Regions from separate parts of the Homo sapiens genome. Here region 1 is linked to region 2. Evidence: read pairs that join two places in POLR2A ChIA-PET (ENCODE). Cell type or tissue: endothelial cell of umbilical vein. All regions are shown on one strand. Each heading gives the region's core, and the rest is flanking DNA. Links, peaks and the distances in the headings are about the cores only.

Region 1 (10,080 bases), core at 959-8,958, 63 kb after region 2:
GCCAAATCCCCCTCTGCGAGAAACACCCAAGAATGATCAATAAAAAAAATAATAATAATAATAATAATAATAAAATAAATAAAAATAAAAATAAGACAAAAAAAATAAAAATAAACTCCCTCTTGTGAAAAAAGACACTGAAAAATATCTCATTTGAACATTATATACTTGTGCTTTTTTTTCTTCTTCTTAGAGACAGGCCTCGCTCTGTTACCCAGGCTGGAGTGTTGTGGTGCAATCATAGTTCATTGCAGCCTCGAACTCCTGGGCTCAAGTGGTCCTCTTGCATCAATCTCCCAAGTAGCTGGGACTACAGACTCATGCCACCATGCCTGGCTAATTTTTTCTTTTTTTAAAGAAACAAGTTTTTGCTTTGTTGCCCAGGCTGGTCTTGAACTCCTGGCTTCGAGCAATCCTCCCACCTCAGCTTTCCAAGTGCAGGATTATAGGCATGAGTGACAGCACTCAGCCTATTTGTACTTATTAATATAATTTCCATTTTGCCAGCTCCTGATGTAAGTTGTTATAACATATACCATTCTTTGTTTCAAACACAAAGCAGAAAAATAACTCACATTCATAAATTTTCAATTCATAGTAAATTATTAAATCGTTTGAAGAAAGTATTGAAACCAAAAGAAAACATATCTTTCACATACCCATTCTTTTTCTCAATATTTGCTTTATTACTGGGTAAAGTTCTGCTCTAAAAGCACCACTATCAGTAAAAGTTCTGCCACTTTGTAATGGCTTATGTGGGTCAGTATGAAAGCTATGAAGTACTTTAAATCAGTTACCTCCCATGCAGGCACGTTTTCTCTAAACTTCTCATTCACCATACAGCAGATTGACATTAAATAGGCCTTGCTAGATACCTCAGGAGAATAATTCATCCAGAGATAATTTTCAAGATACTGGCTGTAAAGAGTAAAAAGCATAGAATACTTCATTAGTTACCACCACTCACTGTAATACATAACTCACCCAGAAAAGCATAATTATTTACAACTTTCTGAAAATATTTTGGAAATCTCTATTTATAACTTGGAATCCTTGGCTGGGTGTGGTAGCTCATGCCTGTAATCCCAGCACTTTGGGAGGCCGAGACGGGTGGAGGTCAACTCCTGACTTGAGGTCAGGAGTTGTGATATGGTGAAACCCCATCTCTACTAAAAATACAAAAATTAGCTGGGTATGGTGGCACACGCCTGTAATCCCAGCTACTCAGGGGGCTGAGGCAGGAGAATCACTTGAACCCGGGAAGAAGATGCAGTGAGCTGAGATTGCGCCACTACACTCCAGCCTGGCCAACAGAGCTAGACTCCATCTCAAAAAAAAAAAAAAAAACTTGGAATCCTCCACAAATTTACCTGCAGTCTAGGTCACTGCTACCAGCTACAAATTTATATATAGAAAATACAGCTTTGGAGAATGACAGTCCTATAAATTCAAATAAAAAGGTATCAAACGTTGCCAACATACATAATTATCACCACCAAACCACCGGATATTCCCTTACTTAAGGCTTTTTTTTTGTTTTTTTGAGACGGAGTTTTGCTCTTGTGGCCCAGACTGGAGTACAATGGCGTAATCTTGGCTCACAGCAACCTCCACCTCCCGGATTCAAGCAATTCTCCTGCCTCTGCCTCCTGAGTAGCTGGGATTACAAGAATGTGCCACCACGCCCGGCTAATTTTTTGTATTTTTAGTAGAGACGGGGTTTCTCCATGTTGGTCAGGCTGGTCTTGAACTCCCAACCTCAGGATCGATCCACCCACCTCAGCCTCCCAAAGTGCTGGGATTACAGGCATGAGCCACTACACTGGGCCTTTAACTTTAAGGCTCTTCTTAAAGTAAAAGTTGGCCAGGCACAGTGGCTCACGCCTGCAATCCCAGCACTTTGGGAGGCCGAGGCAGGCAGATCATGAGGTCAAGAGATCGAGACCATCCTGGCCAACATGGTGAAACCCCATCTCTACTAAAAATACAAAAATTAGCTGGGCATGGTGGCGTGTGCCTATAGTCCCAGCTACTCAGGAGGCTGAGGCAGGAGAATCACTTGAACCCGGGAGGCGGAGATTGCAGTGAGCCAACATCGCGCCACTGCACTCCAGCCTGGCAACAGTGAGACTCCGTCACAAAAAAAAAAAAAAAAAAAAAAGGAAAACCCAAAAATACCTGACAAACATCAGTTCTAAAACAAAATGAGGCCAGGTGTGGTGGCTGACACCTGTAATCCCAGTACTTTGGGAGGCCAAAGTGGGTGGACTGCTTGAGCCCAGGAGTTTGAGACCAGCCTGGGCAACATAGTGAGACCTTATCTCTATTAAAAAAAAAAAAAAAAAAACCACTAGCCAGGTGTAATGGTGCACACCTGTGGTCCCAACTACTCAGGAGGCTGAGGTAGGAGGATCACTTGGGCCTAGGGGGTTGAGGTTGCAGTGAGCCATGACTGTGCCACTGTACTCCAATGTGGGCAACAGAGTGAGACCCCATCTCCAAAACTAAAAAAAAAAAAAAAAATCTTCTGAAACTCCTACTAAGCCTTCTCATTCTAGCCTCCACATACCTTATTTTCCTTTCGTATTTTTCATTTTTACTTCTCTTTGCTATTTTCCTTTTTTTTTTTTTTTTTTTTTTTTGAGATGGAGTCTCACTCTGTTGCCAGGCTGGAGTGCAATGGCATAATCCCGGCTCACTGCAACCTCTGCCTCCTGGGTTCAAGCAATTCTCCTGCCTCAGCCTCCTGAGTAGCTGAGATTACAGGCATGTGCCACCACACCCAGCTAATTTTTGTATTTTTAGTAGAGACAGGGTTTCACCATGTTGGCCAGTATGGTCTCGATCTCTTGACCTTGTGATCCACCCGCCTTGGCCTCCCAAAGTGCTGGGATTACAGGTGTAAGCCACCACTCCCGGCCCTCTTTGCTATTTTCTAGTTAATTCTCTCAGATCTATTTTCTAGTTCATTCCCTCAGATCTATTTTCTAGTTCATTAATTCCTTCTTTACCTGCGTCTAACATGTTATTTATTTTGCTAATTGAGTTTTTAAATTTCAGTGATTTTTTATCTCCATTTCCCTCCCCCACGTCTATCCATTTTTAGTATCTTGTTTCTTTCTCACATATTATATTTCTTCTCTTATGCCAATAATAATTTTAAACATAATGACTTGACAGTGTGTATCAATTATTTAATTATCTGAAGTTCTTGGTGGTGGGGGCAGGGGGGAAATATTTGTTCTCTGCTGTTCACTCTTGCTTATAGTAGAGAATATTACCCTAATGTGCTCTGTAATTTGGGAGTATAAACTCACCTTTACCAAGGTTTTATTTATAGAGTTTTCTGCAGTATAGTTGGAATACATATGCTTCCAGAGTATCTTTATAACTGTTTCTGCCAGATGTCCCACAGATGTCACTGGCTTGCCACAGTTTTTAAGAGTAAAGTCTTATCTTGGGTGTTATCTGACTACACAGCAAATTCCAAACCTATCTTAAAATCTCTTAGATGAGAAAACTGAGGTAATGAGAGTCAATGATTTGCCTGATTACACAGGTATGGTCCTGACTCCAAACTACATCTCTTTTCTTCAGACTTAAGGATTTGTTCAATAACTTCCTGATCCTATTTCAGCAATTGCAGCAAATTCTATACAATACTGATATAAAATAATGCCTTCCTCTAATGATTTTCATCCATGGAAACCCTTTTCTCAGTTCACTTCCCTATATCCAGCTACCTTCTCCATGCCATCTTACTTTCCAGTTTAGCAAGAAACCATCAATTACTCTCTACAACAAACTTTAGACTGGTTATGTTTGGAAGTTGGCCCAGGGAAAATGATATTGTCACATAAAATTAAATAAGAGTTCCTGAAAGGTAACAACTGACTTTTTCAGCTATTAAAAATTTTTCACTGTCAGCTGGGTGCGGTGGCTCATGCCTGTAATCCCAGCACTTTAGGAAGCCGAGGCAGGCAATCACAAGTTCAAGAAATCGAGACCATCCTGGCCAACATGGTGAAACCTCGTCTCTACTAAAAATACAAAAATTAGCCAGGCGTGATGGCGCACACCTGTAATCCCAGCTACTCAGGAGGCTGAGGCAGGAGAATCGCTTCTACCCGGGAAGTGGAGGTTGCAGTGAGCCGAGATCGTGCCACTGCACTCCAGCCTGGCAACAGAGCGAGACTGTCTCAAAAAAAAAAAAAAAAAAAAATTCACTGTCATTGATGCTTTCAATCTGTTTTGTTGCTTTCTCCTTCAGTTCCTGCCATTCTCTTGGTTTCTGGACTCTAGAATTCTGGTTAATTCTAACTGCATATTGGTAGCCTCTTGATTTTAATCTGTCTTCTTGAAAGGAGGCACGATATGATGGAAAGAGCATATTTATCTCAGGGCGAGATGGGTCCAGTTTCTAGCCTCAGTTTTCTCCCCTACAAAATAAGGAAGATCTTACTGGTGTTGTTGTCAGGATTAAATAAGATCATTTAATAATAATACAGTCCTTAGGATACAGGAGGCACTCAACTTACTAGTTAATTCATAATAATAAATTTCAATTTCCCTCTAGAAAAACGATAAGACCATCTACTTCATGTCATTTTTTTTGTAAGGATCAAATGTGTATGTAGGAGTAACAATTATTAACACAGAGGCCCTGACCTCTGATGTAAACCAGATGTCAAGGAAGTGTAGAGAAGTGGAAAACCATGAGCTTTGGCATCAGACATTGGTATCCCAGCTCTGCCAATTACTTAGAGCAAAGAATTTAACCTCTCTGATCTCAGCTTCTGTTTCCAGTAAATACAGAGGATAGTACTTACTTCACAGGATTGTTGTGAGTACTCTGTATGTAAAATGCTTAACACTGTGGTGAGCACAAAACTGGTGTTCTGTTTGAGAAATGGTAAATGTAACTATCATCAACAACAATCCTGGCTCTTATTTTCAGCATACTGGCTACATCTGGTTGCAACATAATCTAATCTACCTTTGCAATCTAAAAATCATACATTATCTTTTGTCTGAAATATTTATATTACTAGTAGCTAGACTGGAACAATGTTACCTTGATGATAACATTTTAGCTTGGCAGGGAGAAAAAGTGGCTATAGAACACACTCTAATTTATTTCCACTGATCACTACAGAAACCAAGTTTGAGTTCAGAAATTATTCACCACATGCTAGCTTAACAAGTAAGAAACAAATCAAAACACAAGCTATTCTGGCAATGGGCCATCATCTTTGAAAACAAAGGCTATCATATACATATTCCAAAATAAGCCAATCACAGAAATATAAATCTTCACAAATTTAGATTTTCTTAGTGACTCACAGAAATAACACAGAAAATTTAGCTAAAACTGAAATCACATTATCTCTTTCATCAATGGAATGCCTTATAACTTACCTAAATTCCAAGAGCATTATCTTTCTAATAGCAAACCTGAAAACATAAAAATAAATAAAATGTTTAAAATAGAGAATACAAACGTTTCAGAGTTATTAACACAAATGCATTTAGGGATGTTTTGTTTCCATATTAACCCATCTATCAAAATTCATAATATCAGATCACAACTTCTAATGTCAGTTCAACTTCTTAAGCACTGACCAACATGTTTTCATTTAATACTCAAATGGAAACACTTTGCTAGAGTCATGCCTTCCTAAAAGCACGCAGGACACATATCTATATTGCAAATGTGAAAATCAGACGTTTCACTTGCTTCTTAGTGTTGACAGTGAGCTTAAAATACTAAAATATTGTGGAGGAAATATCAGATATTTGTCTTTAATATACTGTCTTTTTTAAATAGAATTACTTTGTTTTATATGAATAAACAATGATATAGTCATGTTTGTCCCAAACATACTTACGCTGTCCCGAAGCAGACACAAATGGCCACTAATTTAGCTTTATCGTTTTATAATATTGGAAATAGATCAGAACACTGTCACTAGATAATTGTTTCCAGCTTTGAAAATTAAAAATACATGTATTATGAATTTATAATGCCCCAGGAAACCACTATCCTGTCAAAAATCCTATTCCACTGATTTCTGATCTCTTACATAGTTTCACTGAGCATGCAATGTCACAAAACTTTAGTGAGAATGAAATGAAGGTTTTTACTATGCAAAAGACAGAATATTGCCAAAGTACTGGCTTCTACAGGCAGCCAAGATGCTAAGTGGATAGGCCATCTTGAGTGACACACTCTAAATCTCCAACTGCAGACATTTCACTTGAATTAACTGTATGTTAGACAACAGAATTCACTCACTGCCCACTATACACAAAACTCTACATTAAATTTCTTCAGTCACAAATAGGACCTCATGATAAAAGACAGAAAATCCTGGCTCATAAGATAGAATACCAGTGTTCTAGTAATGACTCAGTGTTACTTTGACAATGTCTTTTAAACATTTTGTTTATTTTTTTCTTTTTTACTGAGACAGAGTCTTGCTCCATCGCCCACACTAGAGTGCAGTGGCACGATCTCGGTACACTGCAACCTCCGCCTCCCAGGCTCAAGCAATTCTTGTGCCTCAGACTCTTGAGTAGCTGGGATTACAGTCACGTGCCACCACACCTGGCAAATGTTTTGTATTTTTAGTAGAGATAGGGGTTTCCCCATGTTGTCCAGGTTGGTCTCGAACTCCTGAGCTCAGGTGATCCACCCACCTCAGCCTCCAAAAATGCTAGGATTACAGGCGTGAGCTACCACACCTGACGTCTTTTAAACATTCTGCAATTCAGTTTCCTCATGTATAAAAATGGTAGAGCAGCCAACTTTCCTTTATGATAACTAGACAAGTGAAAAATAAGTCTTTTTTTTTTTCTGAGGCAGAGCTTGCTCTATTGCCCAGGCTAGAGTACAGTGGCACAAACATAGCTCACTGTAGTCTCAATCTCCCAGGCTCAAGCAATCCTCCCACTTCAGCCTCTCAAGTAGCTGAGACTACAGGCATGTGCTACCACGTCCAGCTAATTTTTTTGATTTTTAGTAGAGATGAAGTCTCACTATGTTGCCCAGACTGGTTTCAAACTCCTGGGCTCAAGTAATCCTCCCACCTCAGCCTCCCAAAGTGCTGGGATTACAGGCATGAGCCACCATGCCTGGCCTTGAAAAATAACTCTTGGTAAGTCAAAATAAAGCAAAAGCAGTCTGAAAAACATTCAATTCCTCTTCTAGCAATCTCAGTGGTATTTATTAAATTTGGAGTTTTATACTTTTGCCAATGAACTCTCTGAGACAGATAAAGTGAACAGCTTAACTGAAAGTGTACTTGTAAGATTAAAAAAAACAGGTCTATGAACTAGACACCATGTCAGAAGAATTTTAAAGATAAGTATGGAAGGCCGGGCATGGTGGCTCACGCCTGTAATCCTAAACTTTGGGAGGCCAAGGAGGGTGGACTGCCTGAGCTCAGGGGTTCGAGACCAGCATGGACAACACGGTGGAATCCCGTCTCTACTAAAATACAAAAAATTAGCCAGGTGTGGTGGTGTGTGCCTGTAGTTCCAGGTACTCAGGAGGCTGAGACAGGAGAATTGCTTGAACCCAGGAGGCGGAGGTTGCAGTGGGCTGAGATTGCGCCACTGCACTCCAGCCCAGGTGACAGAGTGAGTCTCCGTCTCAAAATAATAAATAAATAAATAATAAGTATGAAAAGTTACAAACAATAATCACAAATATAAATAATTTGAAGGATATTTGGATGGTTATTTTTTTAAGTTACCAATATTTACTGAGAGCATGCATTATGCCTGACACTGTGCCAAGGACTTAACGTGCATTTCATTAAATCCTTCCAAAGTTGAATAATTTATGTATGATAAACTGGATCTATTACTGTATCATTAAATATGATAAGAAAAAGAGAAGGGGCCACACAAATGAGAGTTCTTTTCTATTACATTCCCCCCTATCCCAACAACCTCCTCTTTTCAGACGACTATGTGAAATACGAGGTCTGGAGCTGTGGCAGCCCCACCACAACCATACGGAAAAAATCAATAAAACCTTTTGACAAGATTGACAAGGGCCTTGACATTATTAACTTCTGAGCTACCTACTTCCAGATCTGTTAAGCAGATGATTAAAACAACAAGTAATAACAGTGAACAAAAGAAGCCAGCTACGCCAGGCACAGTGGCTCACGTCTGTAATCCCAGCACTTTGGGAGGCCGAGGCATACAGATTACCTGAGGTCAGGAGTTAGAGACCAGCCTGGCCAACATGGCGAAACCCCGTCTCTACTAAAAATACAAAAAATTAGCTAGGCGTGGTGGCGGGCACCTGTAATCCCAACTTCTAGGGAGGCTGAGGCAGGAGAATCATTCGAAGCTGGGAGGCGGAGGTTGCAGTGAGCCGAGATCATGCCACTGCACTCCAGCCTGGTGACAACAGCGAAACTCCATCTCAAAAAAAAAAAAAAAAATGAAGCCAGCCACAAAAGAGTACATAGTGTGTGATTCTATTTATTTATTTAAAGTTGAAAAAGAACCAAAATTATAGTGTTCTTGTTTGCATACTTACATATTATAATGATAAAAAAAAGAAACAAGCAGAGAGCTTCTGGAACACCGACAATGTTCGTGGAGTTTTTCAGCCTAGGTGGTGGTTATGAATTATTACTATAATTCGTAAGGCTATACATTTGTTTCATGCTGTTTTCTGTGTTACATTTCATAATAAAAGAGTCCATACATTTCAAATAAAAATAAGCACTTTGGGAAAAGTAAATTACTCTGTAAATCACCCTTTTTGAAAGCATAAAAACCACTTAGTTGGTTCATAACAGGATTAAACATCATACCGGAGTGTACTAGTTAAGAGGTTTCTAGAAGGCAAAGGACTCTTATTTAAGAACAGAGTATTCAAGGCCGGGTGTGGTGGCTCACACCTGTAATCCCAGCACTTTGGGAGGCCGAGGTGGGCGGATCACCTGAGGTCAGGAGTTCGAGACTAGCCTGGCCAACATGGTGAAACACTTTCTCTACTAAAACTACAAAAAATTAGCAAGGCATGGTGGCACATGCTTGTAATCCCAGCTACTCAGGAGGCTGAGGCAGGAGAATCGCTGGAACCCAGGAGGCGGAGGTGGCAGTGAGCTGAGATTGCGCCACTGCACTCCAGCCTGGGGCAATAAGGGTGAAACTCCATCTCAAAAAAATAAAAGAACAGAACAGAATATTCAGTAAGAAGTCAGAAAAAAAAAAAAAAAAAAAAGAACCAGGGAACCAGGATTCAATACCTGGTGTGCCTCTAAATACTGGGAAACATCTTGGGCAAGTTATTTAACCTATCCACTTCAGTTTCCTCATCCATAAAATGAGGACAATAATAGTGTTACAGGGTTGTTGTGGGAATAAATGAGCTAGATGCTTAGAGCAGAATGCAAGGTGCTTACAGCAGAATCTGGCACATAGTAAGCACTTAACTATTATTTTTCAAATATTTTTAAAATCAAACTTGGATGAAGAATTCATTAAGATAAGCCTGCCAAATCTGATAATGGCAAGAACAGCAAATATGAATCAATTGTGTAATGTACCATACAGTAACATGGCTGTTACATCAAGCCATTCCCCCAATACTGAAAATGCCGTGAGCACATAGCTCAGCAAAATAATTTCCTCAGGACCTAGCCTAAAAAACTGGTCATTTAAATTTTTTTTTTCTTTTTTCAGACGGAGTCTTGCTCTGTCGCCCAGGCTGGAGTAGAGTGGCACAATTTCAGCTCACTGCAACCTCCACCTCCCGGGTTCAAGCGATTCTCCTGCCTCAGTCTCTCGAGTAGCTGGGATTACAGATGCGTGCCACCACACCCAGCTGATTTTTGTATTTTTAGTAGAGACGGGGTTTCACCATGTTAAATTTTTAAATACATACTATAGTTTATGTGTTACAGAAGTGTACTTGGAAATAAAAAATGTAGGCCAGGCGTGGTGGCTCACACCTGTAATCCCAGCACTTTGGGAGGCCGAGGCAAGCGGATCACCTGAGTTCGGGAGTGACAGCCTGACAAACGTGGAGAAACCCCGTCTCTACTAAAAATA
Region 2 (10,080 bases), core at 1,296-9,295:
TGTGGTGGCTCACACCTGTAATCTCAGCACTTTGGGAGGCAGAGGCGAGCAGATAACTTGAGGTCAGGAGTTCGAGACCAGCCTGGCCAACATGGTGAAACCCTGTCTCTACTAAAAATACAAAAATTAGCTGGGCATGGTGGTGTGCACCTGTAATCCCAGCTGCTCGGAAGCTGAGGCAGGAGAATCGCCTGAACCTGGGAGGTGGAGGTTGCAGTGAGCCAAGATCATGCCACTGCACTCCAGCCTGGGCAACAGGGCAAGACTCCGTCTCAAAAAAAAACAAAAAAACAAAAAAACAAAAGATTTGAATATTTCACATTTACTTCAAAAAAAAACTAAACTAAATTAAAAACCACTAAAGGGAAGTTCAAAGAACTTGAGAATCCTTACCTCAAGCTGCGTAAAGATTTTCTTAATATGCCTGAAACATCCTTCAGCAATTTCCATGTCTTCTTCATAAGATCTTCCTTTAAAAATGGGTTGAGGAGCATTTGCAAAGTATTCATGGAAAGGGAAGAAAGTGGAGACTTCCGTAACATCTGGCAATGTACTACCTTTATTTTTCACTTTGCTGATATACTCTTCCCAGCGAGACATTACCTGTAGAAAAAAGGACTTGAAGTTAACTGCCAGCTAATTATGATGTTTTAAAGCATAAAATGAATAAATCTTATAAAAACAAGATCTGCTAGGTGAAAAAGAAAAAAAAAGAAATTCAATCTTTGATCCAATATAACTATTCTTCATTCCTGTAACTGACAGATTGCTCTTCTGTTATAAAAGTAACCTTGTCTTTGGAGAAAAAAAGGCTCTTTAATAACAAATTTCTACAAACTGGAAAGAGCCTTAACATCATCTCATAGAACTCTAACTCCGACAGTTCAGATTCTCCACGTAACTCAAGAGAGTTTATTATTAACGCTTAAAAGAAATGTAAAGGAAAGAAAGCTCTCTGGACAAAGAAATTGCTCATTTTTTTCATCTCTGTTTCTCTCCATATATGGTAAGTTCAGCTTTAGCAGCTTTTTAATCAATTTGGCACTTGTCAACCCTCTGTCAGTTTTTTAGAACATTTATAAAGAACGTCTGGTTAAGCTGAGTGTGTATTTGAAAGCTTATCTTATGACTTTTGTGATTATAGTTCAATTACTTTGTATAATGTTAGCTATGCGTCTACCAGCCAGTTACTATGTAACCTCAATTTCTGTAACTCTCCCAGGTCTTTTTCTGTTACTATCTCAGTGTTTCTCAAAAGTGTAGTCCTTATGCAAAATATCTGAGGAGCTAAATAAAAATGTGGATTCCTGGATTCCACCTCTATTGAATGAGAAGCTATAGGAACAAGGGCTAGGGAATTTAACTCGTAAACAACTTTCCTGATATGATTCTTAAATGTTGAAAACTGCCAATTTACACTGTGAAGCCTCAAGTTCATTCTTCCCAAATTTATTACATAAACCTTCTTAATTTATAGGTTATTTTTCCCACTTTTAAACATTATTTTCACTGAAAGCCAAGTAATTTTGTGTCAAAAAAGCATTTAAGCTGATCTTTACTCCTTTATGCAAGTCCTAAACAGTCTTGAATCTAATGTAGACTATATTATGTATTTTCCCTGCTTCACAAGAAACCATGAAAGCTGCTCATTTTGAATGGACTTAATTGGTTTGTGATATCCACTTACAATGAGCTTACAATATTATAATTTATATCTAAAATATACAATTGGCATTAGAACAAAGAGAACAAATGAAGTTATACAAAAATCTTCATTAGCCAATTATGTCCTAGTCCATTTAAAATTATTAATAATCCAACTGACTATTAAAGTTTAGTTTTATTCACTTTATTTGGCTATTTCTCATTGGTTTTCACACTTCCAAAATTTACCCTAACAAAAGTAAAAGTACATCTTTATGTTGAAGTCAGAAGCCTTTAACTTCAAGACCCACTGTGCAATTAGTTGTAAGACATAATTTATTTCTGGAAATTTGAAGGAAGAATGTTTTCCTTCATTAGTTGATTAATGTATACAATAAAAGTTAACTGTACTTTGTTGCCACTGGCTAGCTAGAATATTTATTTAGTTGTATTTCTACAGTAAAAAAAGAAAAAAGAGTGACTAGAACTTTGCCAATAGAAAGAAAAAAATGTAAAAAGTAGCAACATTGGTCTTTCACAGAATGAGTCATCAAGCAAAGTTATTTAGAAAAGAAAACTGAAGATAATACAAAATACACTTAACATTCATAAATATAGCACTTGCAATACCATACATTCTAATCTACTCAAAAAAATAAGCTTTCATGAAGGATCACAAGAACTCATTCCAGCTTCCAACTGGGGTTCATATTATGATGAAGTATGATTCAAAAACCCTTAATATCTTACCTGGTATAAGAAGAAATAGCCTGCAGTTTCACAGGTATATGAGGCATCTCCTGGAACCCCTAGACTCTTTTGCAATCGTTTGACTTCTTCTAAAAGTTCTATTCTTCGAGCCAGAACATAATTAACTCTTCCATACCTAGACATTTCAATTAGGCAAAATGACAAAACTGTAATAAAGAGACTTTGAAGGAAACAATCAGCAAAATTCAAGAAAATCATAATAGCAAAGAAGAGGAAAAAAAACTAGAAGATATGGCTTCTATTTAACTATTGGTGGTAGTTCTTGGGTTACTTTACACAAAAGCTACTTAAAGTAGGTGGGTCACGGTGGTTCACGCCTGTAATCCCAACACTTCGGGGAGGCTGAGGCGGACAGATCATGAGGTTAGGAGATCGAGACCATCATGGCTAACATGGTGAAACCCTGTCTCTACTAAAAATACAAAAAAATTAGCCGGGCATGGTGGCGGGCACCTGTAGTCCCAGCTACTTGGGAGGCCGAGGCAAGAGAATGGCGTGAACCTGGGAGGCGGAGCTTGCAGTGAGCAGAGATGGCGCCACTGCACTCCAGCCTGGGCGACAAAGCAAGACTCCGTCTCAAAAAAAAAAAAGAAAAAGCTACTTAGAGTATACTCCATGGAACAGTATTGATCTGCAAGGGTGTTACTGGTCTAGGAGGAGGGAAAGTCAACTACATCACCAAATACACCATTTAGTTCAGCTCTCAATCTTTCTTTTCACAGCAAGACACTTTCACAAAGAAGAAAGCAGGACAGTGCATTCTGGTGCTAGTTCATTTCATCACAGACCAAGAACATGTAAGTTCACAAACTGGCTGCTTCAAACAGCACTGTTTTACACTACATAAAAGTAGATTAGATCTAAAGGCTTTGAAAAGTAATTTTTAAATGTTTTTGATTATCTCTGTCATCTACATATCCCAATACATAACTTGGCACCCAAACCTAGCAGGTTCTTAATGTTTGCTGAATCAGTAAGAAAACTGAAGTTTGGAGAGTACCTTGTCCGAAAACACACAGTTAGGGAAGAAAGTAGTGGAACCAGAATTAGATCCCAAATTCTATGCACATTCTTTTCACAACACCACAACAACAAAGGGTCTCCCATAACCCTTTAATGCTTAAAATAAGACTAAAATAATTTAATCAATCACTGTTGTTCCCATGTTTAAAGACTCAACAAAAGAAGAAGTCATGTTCCTAGCTGTCTGTAGTTCAGAGATTCACATTTGAGGTAGCAAGGGATGATTAAGAACAAAAAAGAGATCTAAAACATGATCTATGCTTGAAGAATTTTTCAACTTGGAAGGATATAAACATATGGCAGATAACTTTTTTCTGCTTGCTTATCTATAAACTTTTATCTACAATGAACACTTCGTTAATGAGAAAAAAATCAGGAATGCTTACAGACTCTGTTAATAAAATGCCAAAATTTTTGTGAAGTAATGTTAAACTTAAAAAGCAACAGGCCGGGCACGGTGGCTCACGCCTGTAATCCCAGCACTTTGGGAGGCCGAGGCAGGCAGATCACTTGAGGTCAGGAGTTCAAGACTAGCCTGGCCAACATGGCAAAACCCCGTCTCTACTAAAAATACAAACATTAGCCAGGTGTGGTGGTGGGCGCCTGTAATCCCAGCTACTCAGGAGGCTGAGGCATGAGAATCCCTTGAACCCAGGAGACAGAGTTTACAGTGAACCGAGATCATACCACTACACTCCAGCCTGGGTGACAGAGTGAGACTCTGTCCCAATAAATAAATAAATAAATAAATAAAAGCAATATACAGTACAATTAAACTCTACTATCTGCTCAATTAGTACATTATTACACTTAAAAGATAAAGAATTATTTTTAAAAAGCAACATAAGGCTGGGCGCGGTGGCACACGCCTGTAATCCTAGCACTTTGGGAGGCCAAGATGGATTGCCTGAGCTCAGGAGTTCAAGACCAGCCTGGGCAACATGGTGAAACCCCGTCTCTACTAAAATACAAAAAAAATCAGCCAGGCTTGGTGGTGGGTACCTGTAATCCCAGCTACTCACGAGACTGAGGCAGGAGAATTGCTTGAACCCAGGAAGCGGAGGTTGCAGTGAGCTGAGACGGTGCCACTGCACTCCAGCCTGGGCAACAAAGTGAAACTCTGTCTCAAAAAAACAAAAAAAGCAACATAAAAATTACAAATAACAGCATTACAGAAAAAGACTAGCAAAAAGTTGTTTTAGGATAGTGTAATTATGGATAACCACTCCTTCTCTACAACTTCACCAGATTTTACAATTTTTTTCTTCAGAGAAAGTGATGCTACTTTTATTGTGAAACAATAGTCATAATTTTTCTTTTTAATTGTAAGAGAAAAAGAATATGTCCAATCAAATATGCAAACTAACAATATCTAGGTTATGTGTCAGAATTTAAAAGTACATTTTTTCTAACAAATTTGGTGGTACCTGAAATCATTGTAAAAATTCTACCCCTATTCTAATATTCTTTAAAAACCATAAATTCGACTTCAATATAATTGTAATTATAGTCAAATATTCTATTAGCACCTTCATGTTCACTGAATTCTGAATTATTAGATTTTAGAGTCTAACCTACCTTTGTAAGTTGGCTTTAAAATGAGGAAATACCTATGGGATGAATTCAAAAGTATTACTGGCTAATCTGAAATTAAGAATATAGAGCCCTAAATAACTTATGGCATGTTGTTCTTTGCCCCTCTGCAACATAGTGACTTTTTAGAAGCTAAGTGTTTGGTAAGCTCTATAATACAAGAACTCAAAATAGATGCACATAATAATTTAAAACTCTTTTAATGTCTATGATCAATTCATCAAATATCATGTTTAATAGCCAAAGGCTACATTAAATATGTCCAGCTGTTAATTGTGCTTATTATCTAAAATTGGGCTTTAAAAATGGATTTAAATATAAATAAAATGAGACATTATAAAGCAACTTTGAATGAAAAAAATTAAAATACTAATGGCAGAAGAAATCCGACTTGTAAAGTTTTAGTCAATTTACAGTATGTGATATCAAACAAAGTCCAGCCAAACTGGCAAGAAGCATCTGAAGTTATACTTATAACCCCAAAGCTTATATTATCATTAATCACTAATTTGCATTCTTTTTTTTTTGAGACAGAGTCTTGCTCTGTCGCCAGGCTGGAATGCAATGGCGCAATCTTGGCTCACTGCAACCTCTGCCTCCCGGGTTACAGCGATTCTCCTGCGTCAGCCTCCCGTAATTTCTATTTCAATAAATAAATCAACCTCCTAATTGGCACCTAAAATATATGCAAATTAAATTCCTGAATAAGATGTGAAAAAGGAATCATTTAAAGTTGTACAGTTTTGAACTGGCAGCATGAAAAATTACCTCAATAAATAGAAAGCAAAAGGCAATCTGTTAAAAAGATTAACAAGATCATTCTCTTCATTAACATAATTGTATATTTGAAGACAAAATGGCATAACCATACACAACTGGAACTGAGGGACATCATGACCATATTTCTAGCTCAACATATAGTCTTAGTAAGTTAAGTTAGAACCTTTCAGAATTAAGTTTCAGTATTCATTGCTTTCTTCTTCTTTAATAAAAGAAATGAAAAGAAAATAAAAAATCCTTTTTTACACTGTTACTCACTCCCATTTGCTCACCTGCTGAAATCTTTCTCTGTCTCCAGCTCTTCTTCTCCATGACCAAGACGCAGTAGGTGGCGCTCATCAATGTCTAATGCCATGATTTTCTCAAACAACTGGTTTAGGGCCTAGACAATAAAGCAAGAAGGGTGACGGCACCTTTAAACGTAGCAAAAACTAACATTTAGAAAGAATCAAAGTTGAAACACAGAAGGAAATCAGCCTTATATTAGGCCATTTATAATTTAATCAAATAGTATTTATATTGATTTCTGATATTGCCATCTATGTCTATTTGGCTGTATGGATAACTAGAAACCATAAAACCACCCACCTATTAAACATCTGCTTTTAATTTATGAAACGAGAAAGGCATTGGCTCAGATGCTATTTCTTCCGAGTTGTAACAACTCCTAAAATAAACAACCACACTGAGTTTCATTTCATTCAACAGCATTTCCTTGGGTTACAGAGAACTGAAAAAGTTTTTGCAGTTGGAGAAAGACAATAAGAAGGCAGTGAGTGTGTTGGTAGAATACATTAAGAGGACCAGAAGGTGGAAACATAAATTGCATCTTTCAAATCTTAGTCTGAAAGTCTAATGTTCTCAATATAATAAAGAGCAGAGCACTCATTTATTGCAAACTATTCTGATGAAAGTCATTTAAAAGTCACTACTTTCTATCTGTGAAATGTTCATAATTAGGGTTCCCTCGAATCCTAGTATTCATTATCTGAACTTCCGCAGTTACAAGGTTTTACAGAAAGGCAAAAGTTTCATAGTATGGAAAGACTCACTAATTAAGGTACTATTTAAAAATAAGCCGCCATTCAAACATCTCACTTTCACTAGTCCAACCCTGCCTGTGAAGTCAGCATCCAGTCTTATAAACACCTAGGTTATATAATGTAGATACAGATATCCTTTACCATCAAAATTCTAGCAATCTGAGCTCTGAAACTGAAGAGATTTAACATAAATTTTCAGAAAAATCCCCCACTATCCAAACTCTTGATACTCATCATCCAAAACTCAGTACCCAACAGAGCAGATTACATGGTGTTACTCACTATCCAAACCTTCACTATTCAAACTCAAGAACCACATAGATTGAATAAAAGTAAAAACAAAAAACAAAACCCCCACAAACTTGCACACTATAATCCCAGAAAAAACTACATGATTTCATTGTGAATTACAGTGATTTTGAAGAACTACTTGAATTATACATGCAAATGAAGATCTGGCAAACAAAACAGTTAACTGAAGGAAAACAATCAATTCGATGGGCATCAAGGGAAATGATTTGAATTTCAAAAAACCAAGGCAGGTGTTTAGCAAGCAGTGAATTATGTGTCTATTTTTGCAAATTAATCTTTTCAATGATTGTGCTATACAAATCAATCATAAAGTAGAGGATAACTGTAGAAAGCCATATCAAGGTATGACAAAACAGTAAAAAATATGTTAAAACAACACATGAATTATTCTGTTCATTTTAAGAATTTACAATAGGTTTTTACAGAACAAATTTTATAAACAGAAGAAAAAAACTTCTTTTCATAATTTGTTTCTTTTATCAAGACAAAGTCCAAATTGATCCCCCTTCAACTCCCACAAATTCAGTATATTAGATGCATTATGTCCAATATGTTATGTAATATGTTATTATATAATTATGTATAACATATATTCAGTATATTGGATAAGTTTACTATTTATAAACTTCAAAATATATAAAAATATGTCAGGCAAATGAACTGAAGAGTATTATTTTTAAAACTTTACAAATTAAAAGTTAATGATCACCAGAGTAACTGATATTTGGCATTCCAAAAACACAGTGCTTCTGTATATACCAACTCAAAGACTGGTCAACTGAAGTCACCACTGTTAACATAAACTCCGAGAAAAAACTTTCAGAGGTTTTGACTACCATGCAAATTTCATAATATGCTTCAGGATGTTCTCAGAGTTGCCTGTCTCATTTTATACCAGATCTAATAAATGTTACTTGTTCTTCCCTCATTTCTGACAGCTTCAGAATGACTAAAGTAGAATACAGTCCCTTCATGTAATACAGGTGTACATTTCACATGGATTTGAAATTTAATCCAGTATCAATGCACTTTAGACCTTAGTCTTTCAGGAATATTCATTCTACTAAATGAAGAAAAATGCTCCCAGTAAGGGTTAATGCTTATAATCTCCAAGTAAAAGTTCTAGTTTAGTGTAGAAGGAAAAAATAGCAATTTAATTTAATCCAAATATCTAACCATATATCCAAATAGTCTTAGCTTTTTCACATTGACCCTCTCCAGTAGAAATAAAAGATTGCTTTTATATATCTCTCAATGTCATCTCATTATAAGCAGTGATAATCCAAGAGTAGCTCAATAGCAGATACTCCTCAACTTACAATGGGGTTACATTCCAATAAATCTATCATAAGTTGAAAATATCCTAAGTTGAAAACACATTTAACACACCTAACCTACTGAACACCATAGCTTAGCCTAGCCTATGTAAAACATGCTCAGAACACATATATTAGCTTATACCTGGGAAAAATCATCTAACACAATGTGCCTATTTTATACTGAAATGTTGACTATCTCATATAATTTATTGAATAGCGAAATAAGAGTGATAAACAGAATGGTTGTATGGGTACTTGAAGTACAATTTCTGCTGAATTCATATTGCTTTCACACCATCATAAAGTCAAAATATTACAGGTCAGAATAAAAGTCAAACCAAAAGTCAGGGACCATCTATACTAATTAGCCTTTCCTGGTATTTTGTGGTACCTATGATCAGATTTTCATACAAGGATAAATCATCTATTAATACATTCATTTCATGAATCCTCTGCTCCTTCCTTATGTTAGGAACAAGTGCTCAATGCTGCAAGGAAGAACCAGCACTCAGACAAAAAGTTTTCTCAGCAAGGCAATTTACTTCTGCAGGTGGGTGCTACCTGCGTCAGTCACGTTTGCCAAGAGCACACCGAACAAAGGAGAGAAGGGTTTCTATCCCTAATGCAGCCCCTGTATCTGTGTCCTTTCCCCATTGGCTGGAGTAAGACCGCACAATATAAACTACCCCGATTGGCTAAAACTTAAGCTTTTCTAAATATGGTCACTGCGTGATGGGGAAGCAAGGGAGAGGAGGGGGTCCTCACGGGAAACCAGGAGCTAATGCATTCCCAAATAAGGGAAGGAATGTGAGCCACAAACCAGCTGAGACTTAGGCATGCCAGAATATATTAGGGAACAGGTAGGCCAGGCTCAGAAAAATGGAGAACAAAGAATAATGAAACTAGATTTCTTGAAGAGGAACTTATTGTGTCCCACACTTACCTCCCCCTCAACCCCTAACCTGCATACCCATGTGCATGCGCATGCGTGCACACACACACACACACACACACACACACACACACACACACACACAGTCATTTACCTGATTGGAATGAGTAACAATTAGAGTCCTCTGTTCTGGGAAGTTGTGGTAGATGTTGGATATGATCTGAACTGCCACATCTGTTTTGCCTGTACCAGGTGGGCCCACAACCTAAAAAGAAGATGAACACATAGCAAACTACTAAGTCATCACAGTTATCACACATTGTTAGAAAACGTGAAGTACAGACCTGAAAGATAAAATTAACAAATTCAGTAGATGGGCCCAATAACAGAATGAACAGGATAGAAGAAGAGTTGGTGAACTTTGAGATAGATCAGTAAGCTACACAACCTGAATAACAGAAAAAAAGATTAAAAAAATAGAGACTCATGAATCTATAGAACATTAACAAGTCTAACACTCATGTCAACAAATTCTAAGACAGAAAGGAAAAAGAGTATGGCATAGACAAAATTTTAGAAAAATCATGGCTGAAAATTTCCTAAATATGGCAAAAGACATAAATCTACAGATTCAAGCAGCTCAGTGAACCCCAACAGAATAACCCCAAAGAAATCCAAGCCCAGATATACCACAATTAAATGG

Evidence for each region. Peaks named below come from ENCODE experiments on the same cell type or tissue, not always from the same donor. Only the 100,000 strongest peaks of a DNase experiment are listed, where the experiment ranks them.
Region 1: POLR2A ChIA-PET joins it to region 2 with 8 read pairs; 2 of 35 experiments call an interaction of 5 or more read pairs at or near these places.

What each region holds. Positions count from the first base shown.
Region 1 is chr15:34,947,467-34,957,546 of GRCh38, forward strand. It overlaps AQR (aquarius intron-binding spliceosomal factor), which reads right to left. Exons shown (of 35, transcript NM_014691.3): 4 at 5,419-5,454; 5 at 798-918. Among named protein-coding and RNA genes, the nearest start is that of AQR, 17 kb to the right of the region's middle. In endothelial cell of umbilical vein, for the core only: no CTCF peak of the experiment used is centred there; DNase peaks (open chromatin) are centred at 4,745 and 5,205.
Region 2 is chr15:34,884,132-34,894,211 of GRCh38, forward strand. AQR (aquarius intron-binding spliceosomal factor) reads right to left here. Exons shown (of 35, transcript NM_014691.3): 23 at 9,532-9,642; 24 at 6,084-6,193; 25 at 2,395-2,530; 26 at 394-603. Among named protein-coding and RNA genes, the nearest start is that of AQR, 81 kb to the right of the region's middle. In endothelial cell of umbilical vein, for the core only: no CTCF peak of the experiment used is centred there; no DNase peak of the experiment used is centred there.